Linked DNA regions of Homo sapiens: region 1 is linked to region 2. Evidence: chromatin contacts called from ENCODE Hi-C or POLR2A ChIA-PET data. All regions are on one chromosome and are shown on one strand. The core of a region is the stretch at or near the end of the contact, and the rest is flanking DNA. Distances in the headings are between cores, read along the strand shown. Region 1 has its middle 130 kb from the start of ZBTB20. Region 2 has its middle 92 kb from the start of ZBTB20.

Region 1 (3,282 bases), core at 269-2,768, 41 kb before region 2:
AGATTGGAATGCATTTGACTCTTCAGTGGATGATTTCATCTGCCACTTTGGTGATATTAGTCCTAGGAAGTAACACTGCTGCCCACATTTGCCTGGTTCTCAGTTAACTCCCTTAGCAGGTGCCCTGACACAGCGAGAGGACAGGACAAACAAGTGAGCTGGACGGACTTGAATTATTAACCTCTACTTACTAGCCTAACTCATGTACAGTGCTGTTATAGCTCTCATTGAATTGCAGAGACTGATCACACTGTCTGAATTTTTTAGTCCCCTCAGGAAGCAAATACTTGTATTTTTTAGACAAATCCTAAGAACCTATCTAGTCAACGGTTTAATTTTACAAATAAAATAACAGAAGCCCTGAGAGCTTTTGGCCCAAGAACTGAAACTAAAACCTTAGCCTCTTATCTACTTACTGGTGCCCTTGACACTATTTTCTGATGCTTCTCTTTTTCTCAGATTTCCTTCTGGTTAGTGATTTGTCTATAAATATTTCTACCACTAATGAATATAAGTGTTTTCAAAATGCAAGTAAGTCAAGGTCACCATCTATTTGGTAGTAGATTGATGTCAGAGATGATATAGAGCTTAGTGAGGTTTGGATTCAGAAAGGTTCAAATTTGAGTCCTGGTTTCAAAAGTATTAGCTGGGTGACCTTGGCAACTTATTCAGAGTTTCCTCACCTATAAAATGTGGATAATAATAGTATCTCTTTCAGAGGGATATTGTGCAGAATAAATCAGATTTTGAAAACATTTAGCAAAATAGCTAGTAGTCTTGTCTTAGCTGTTTTATTAGGTTGCCTCTTTGGTCTATACTTTTGCAGTAGTCAAAAGAAAGGGTTTAGGAAAGGAAACCAGAACAGAGAACTTTGCAAACAGAAGAACCAGTAGTACTGAAAGTGGGATTTCATTTAATGCTGCTTAAGAAAATATTGTTTTTTTATTAAAATACCCCATATCACTGTGAAGGACTTTGGAACAGGGAAAGGAGGATGGTAGTTTCAGGATAAGAAAAGCAACCTTTGAGATTTTGCAAGCTAATGTTGAAATTTGCATCAGTATCTTGATCTCTTAAAACCCTGTGTGGAAAGGAGGTCAAATTAGGTTTGGGGCAGGAAAAGGATAGGGTAGAACAGGAAAGACTCATCAAAATGAGACTGCAGTAGAAAAAATAGAGATGTTCTTAGATAAGGTAAGAAAAAGCAATTGTGAAAGCATCCTGGGTTCAGGCAGGGAAAGGATCAAGTTTAGGAGATCAGCTGGACAGTTGATATAGTTCAAGACAGTGGAGGGTCCAGTGGCAAGAACAAGTAGTAAGAATCAGGAAATACTTTAAGAATCTGAATCCCACTCTAAGGAGATGGGACAATAAGACACTGGATCATAAATGGGAATTACTGGCACGGGGCTTAGCTTCTAAGAAATGAACTCATATTGCCACTGAGGCAAGGATTTCACACATTTCCTGTATAGGACTAGGACTGAAGCCAGAGTACTGCAAAGTACACAGCAGGACCGCATGGGGAGATTTTAGGCCAGAATGGGTAGTGAGGAAACAGCACCCTGTTTGTGAAGGAAGTTCTTCACAGTCTTTACAGGCTTTCACAAGAAACAGACATTTAAAAAAAAAACAGGGAAACATGAGTGCAGAATTTACAGAGATATTTTGGTACATGTGCCCAGAGGCATCTAAAAATACGGCCTTGGTTTTCAAAATTAAGAAAATAAACAGAACACATTAAAGATAAAGACAGTATCATACAAAAACCTAGCTGACATATTTGTAATTTTTTTTCAAGATTACTCTAAGGCCCCTTAGTTGCAGGTTTTGTCAAATAGGAAGTATATTTTCAAGTAACTTCAGTTACTCTATGGAATTTAGAGCCAGAAAGTTCTACAGTCAAATACTGTGGGAATTTAAAATTTGTAAGGATGAAAAAGTCTTCTGAAAGGGATGTCTTGGTTTCTTGATAAAGCAGAGCATCCATGTGGGCGGCAGGGAGTAGGGAGTGGGTAGAAATATGTGGACAATGTTTTGGTGTGGGAACAACTAAAGGAAAGTTGAGGCACCAAGTTTAATCAGTAAGGCCAATCAGTAGTTGTAGAAATCATCTAGTGGTTTCCTAAATGTGATTTATACAGATCCCCAAAACTCTGGAGTCCAAGAAAGCTTAGTCAGAAGCCTCTATATTCATTTCAACCAAAGTGACTCTGCATTTCTTCTCTCTTTTTTTTTTTTAAATTTAGCACCATTTATTGAGCAATCTCAGCTGTTGCTGTAGCTGCTGTGTGTCAGCCTGTTCTTAAAACATAAAATGCTCTTTTAATTATCTTGTCCAGGATAGAAGGATCTTCCAGGTAGCATACCAACAGAACAAGAGACTCTAATGACACCAGCTTCAAGGATAGTGCCATCCAGAGATGGAGAGGGTCATGGCACATTCAACCGCAGCTTCCAGAGGTTTTGATAAAGGAGCCTTTGGGAGCCCAGGCTGCCTGGCGTTTTGATGCTGTCGGTGTGAGTTTTGTATTTCATAATGGTGTTGGGAGATAGGTTAAGCACTCGCCAAAGTGTATCCCAGATTCACGTTGTGGTTGCTTGGTCACTGGCAGTCTTTTCCATATTGAAATAATGTCCTCTTGACAGTGAAGAGAGACCACAGCCCCACAGATCTCCTCCCCAACCATGAACTTTTCCCCCAACATGGCCAAAATGAGATTCTCCCAGCAATGGGAGATCAAGCCCTTCCGCAGCCAAATAATCCTCTTGTCACCATTTTTATTTGCATTATCCTCCCACATGGGTTTAATTCCTTTTTGAAGAGATCGAAGTCACTGTGGCCTGTCAGATCCTTTGGACATACCATGTGGCTATAAAACCTCCAGAACTGCTCCACAGAGGCAAAGGTGCCAATCTGTTTGATATTCTGTTCATAACTCTGTGAGCTGGTGGGACAGACAGGGGTTCTCCTGGAGTACCAGAAAGTGTAGTTGTACTGCAGGGGATGCTCTGCCTGTCCAGGGACAACAGCCTTCCTCTTGTTACTGCTCTTATTCTTGTCCCATTGTGTTTTTTCTTTCTCAGTATCTTTCTGTGTGCTGCTTTCTTCATTCTGATCATGGTCCCTATTGTTGTCATCTTTCAAAGCATCAAATTTGTTGTTCATCCTCTTGCCACTACTGCGGCCACTGCCTCATTTCTGCTTTTCCTATGGGCTATAAATTGAGATTCCATAGAACCTTCTGTTTGAGACAAAGGACTCCAATATTTATGTCAGAA
Region 2 (3,276 bases), core at 28-2,527:
CAACACCATCTGTATTGTACAAGTAGTATCCTATAGATTGAGCTGAAACACACCTTTCTGTTTCTGTGCTGTTCAAGCTATACCAATAAAAACCAATACACATAGATTCCAATATGCTTCACAATCTATCATACATATGCCATTTTACTAAACACACAGAGTAAATGGAAGTATAAGTGGTACTTTTTAGCACTGAGTACAGGGTAACAACAATTTTTGTCCTTTTGTTCCTTGTGTTATGGCTGACACAAGACATAGATAAATTAGTACTTCTCAGAGTGATAAGACACGTTAGGGTCATTTTGGAGAGAATACAACCATGTCAGTTCACTGTACCTCTTTCATTGCTATTAAACACTAAGCCTTTGGAAGCAGAAGGGTTTAGTTTTGTTTTGTTTACTGTTTTGATGTACACTCCTTTCTGATTTAATTGCCCTAGCCTAATCATTCTAATAAGATGTTCCAATGGATAAGAGACTTGTGAAACCAGTAACTTCACTAACACCACAATTGTTATTGTATCCAGTCTTATTACCATTTTCCCTTAAAGTCAACTGATACATAATCAACTCCATAAAATACATGAGAATCTATATATTAACGCTCATTCTTACAAACGTACAGTCTTTTTGTATTATTCACCCAAGGAGCAATTATTGAGCATTTATCATGCACCCCTTCTCTCGTACCAAGCAATATACTCTGCTAGAATACAGAAATGCTGTATATATTTGGTAATACCAAAGCAGTCTCATCAGACCTCTCTCAGGATCTTTTGTTCAGCTCCTTTTCAATTCAGTTGCATCTGAACAGTTCACTAGATGATACCTGAAGAGAAAATAAAAACATAAAATTTATTTGTTTGAATTGTTCTCATAGTTGGGTTTATGTAACATAAAAAGTAATGATCCTAAATAATGTGTATTTTAATACACTATGATGTTGAAAGGCTCGATTCTATGCTGAGACACATAGGACTAGAATATAAAGTGTTTCCGGTAGAAAAATGAAGAGAGAGACAGAACATTGTTTTGCTGCTTTTAAATAAGCCACGCAAATAGCTCAGTCTAAAGGCTGTGTGTGTGTCAGTGTGAGATAATCCTGCCCTCTCCCTTCCTCTCTCCCACTTCTCCAGGGAAATGAGTCACACCTGCTCACTGCCCTTGATATGATGTTTGATATTCTGAATTCCCATCAGCCCTGCACAGCTAGGATGATGTCAGCACAGTTGACATTGTTAGATCCGTGCTCTGCGTACATCAACTCCCTGTCGCTCAGGCGTCAGCTGAATGTGGTGAAGGGGAGGAGGCATCATCATCTTAGCAACCAAGCCCACGTATCCAGGATCCAGAAATGGCATCTGGCACTTTGCTTTGGGGATTTCCAGCACTTCCCAGAATTTCAGCCAGATTAGAACACTTGCTCTGAATTAAAAAGAAATTACTCATCCTCTTCCCATCAGGATGTGTGTGCTTTTACAAAATTTTATATCAAAATGTTTGTCACCAAAGTATGTTTTACTGAAGTCCTCATCCCATTTTTCCTCAATTCCTCTGGGATATCCTTTATTGACTTTTAGAAATAATCTTGCTTCTATTTAAAAACAGAAAAGGTTAAATGAGACCCTTTTGTCATCCTTCCACCTCAAGTCAAAAATATATATAATGTGAACAATCAAGTTGTATGGAAAGTAGATAATTATGCTGATAATAATAATCTTCTAAGATGACTCCAGATAAAGTATGGCAGTATTTCTAGGTCTTGTTTTCAAATTATACCCATTTAACAAAAAATACAATAACACAATGAACTCAGACAGTTGCAATTCACATAGACATTTAATCATCTATTGATTATCTGGGAAAAAGGAAAGAGGGAGAACTTAGGGAAAAAACCTAAAAGGGTATTTGAAAGTGTTAGAGTAGAAGAACTATGGTAGTACCATGCCACCATGCCACAGCTGTCAGAAACCCCAACAATGGAGACTTAATGTCTACTTTTCCAGAGCAGTTTCTCCAAGTTATTGTGGGTATCTTGGCTGCTTCATATAAATGGTCCCAGTTGCTTTACAGCTATCTTATTGCTCCACTTACTTATTCCCAGAAACATTTCTGAGTACAATTCCTGTCTCCATAACACACGGAGTGAGGTGGGAGATTTAGGTATGTGCTGTGGTCAGAATATGTCCTCCAAAATTCTTGTGTTGGAAGTTTAATTTCCAATGCAACAGTGTTGGGAAGTTGGCCTTTTGGGAGGTGTTTAGGTGGTGAGGGCTTCTCCATCATGAATAGATTAAAGCCCTTATAAAAGAGACTTCAGAAGGTGTTCAGCTAACTTGCTTTCTTGCCCTTTTGCTTTCTGCCATGGGAGGACACAGCAAGAAGACCCTCACCAGACACTAAATTTTGGTGCCTTGATCTTGAACTTATCAGGCTCCAGACCTGTGAGAAAATAATTTTCTGTTCTACATAAATTACACAGTCTCAGGTATTCTGTTATAACAGCACAAAACAGACTAACACAGTAAGTAACCAGACAATGACAGTACTGGGTAATAAGTACTTCCATAAGAAATAAACCTAGGGTGCTGAGAGCAGGGAGAACCAGAGCCCAACTCAGCCTGGAGTTCAGACATGAGAAGTTCTCAGGGATGGCTTCCTTGAGGGAGTCTTCATAATTCTTCTCTCAATTATAATGCAAATGCTTTTTATAAATCCTGACACTTTGTCCATCAAACACTACTAAAAATTTTAATAAGCAGCTCTACTCAGTCTAGGCAGTTTATTTCTTTCCTGACATGCCTAAGGTACCCTGAACATCCACATCCCATAAAATGAGAAACAGATATTTCATTTGGCTTCTCGTAACAGTGAAAATGAGAAGAGTTCAGAGAGCTCTCTCTTTCAATCTCAAGATCGGAATGGGTGAGGGCTGGTGGCTATATACAACACTTTGTGGTCCCCCTTCCCCCAGTGAGTTACTTTCCATGCTGTACTGTAACTGCTTATTTGTTTGTCCTTCACCTTCAAGAAACCAAGCTTTTTGAAAGTATAATTCTTTATCTTATTTACCCCACAGTATTTCCCAGCTACCCCCAGTCAGACCTAGATCCTAGAACAGAGTAAACGTTCATTAGATTGTTCTGTTGAATAAATATTTTATGCTTTTGCATTTCTTCCAGATTTTAATCCTAACTTTGCCCCTACACTTTGGAGCAGCATTTCCAAGCTTTTTTTCATATATTAGCCATATGGAAAATGAAAGTATTTGTAAGGC

The links. A loop is a pair of places that touch in the nucleus more often than their neighbours do. ChIA-PET counts read pairs that join two places held with the same protein, here RNA polymerase II (POLR2A). Pooled maps may share reads with other maps.
Region 1: a loop to region 2 is called in a pooled map, with 3 times the contacts of the local background. The contact joins two enhancer-like sites. A Hi-C loop is called at or near these places in 4 of 50 pooled maps. POLR2A ChIA-PET finds 5 or more read pairs at or near these places in 3 of 52 experiments (AG04449, BJ and activated CD4-positive, alpha-beta T cell).

What each region holds. Positions count from the first base shown.
Region 1 is chr3:115,279,012-115,282,293 of GRCh38, reverse strand. It overlaps the pseudogene EIF4E2P2. Among named protein-coding and RNA genes, the nearest start is that of ZBTB20, 130 kb to the right of the region's middle. Within about 2 kb of position 1,518, at least 2 of the 41 ENCODE cell types and tissues checked have a DNase peak (open chromatin) inside an H3K27ac peak, as active enhancers do.
Region 2 is chr3:115,237,857-115,241,132 of GRCh38, reverse strand. No RefSeq gene overlaps it. Among named protein-coding and RNA genes, the nearest start is that of ZBTB20, 92 kb to the right of the region's middle. RefSeq lists an enhancer at 646-1,845. Within about 2 kb of position 1,277, at least 12 of the 41 ENCODE cell types and tissues checked have a DNase peak (open chromatin) inside an H3K27ac peak, as active enhancers do.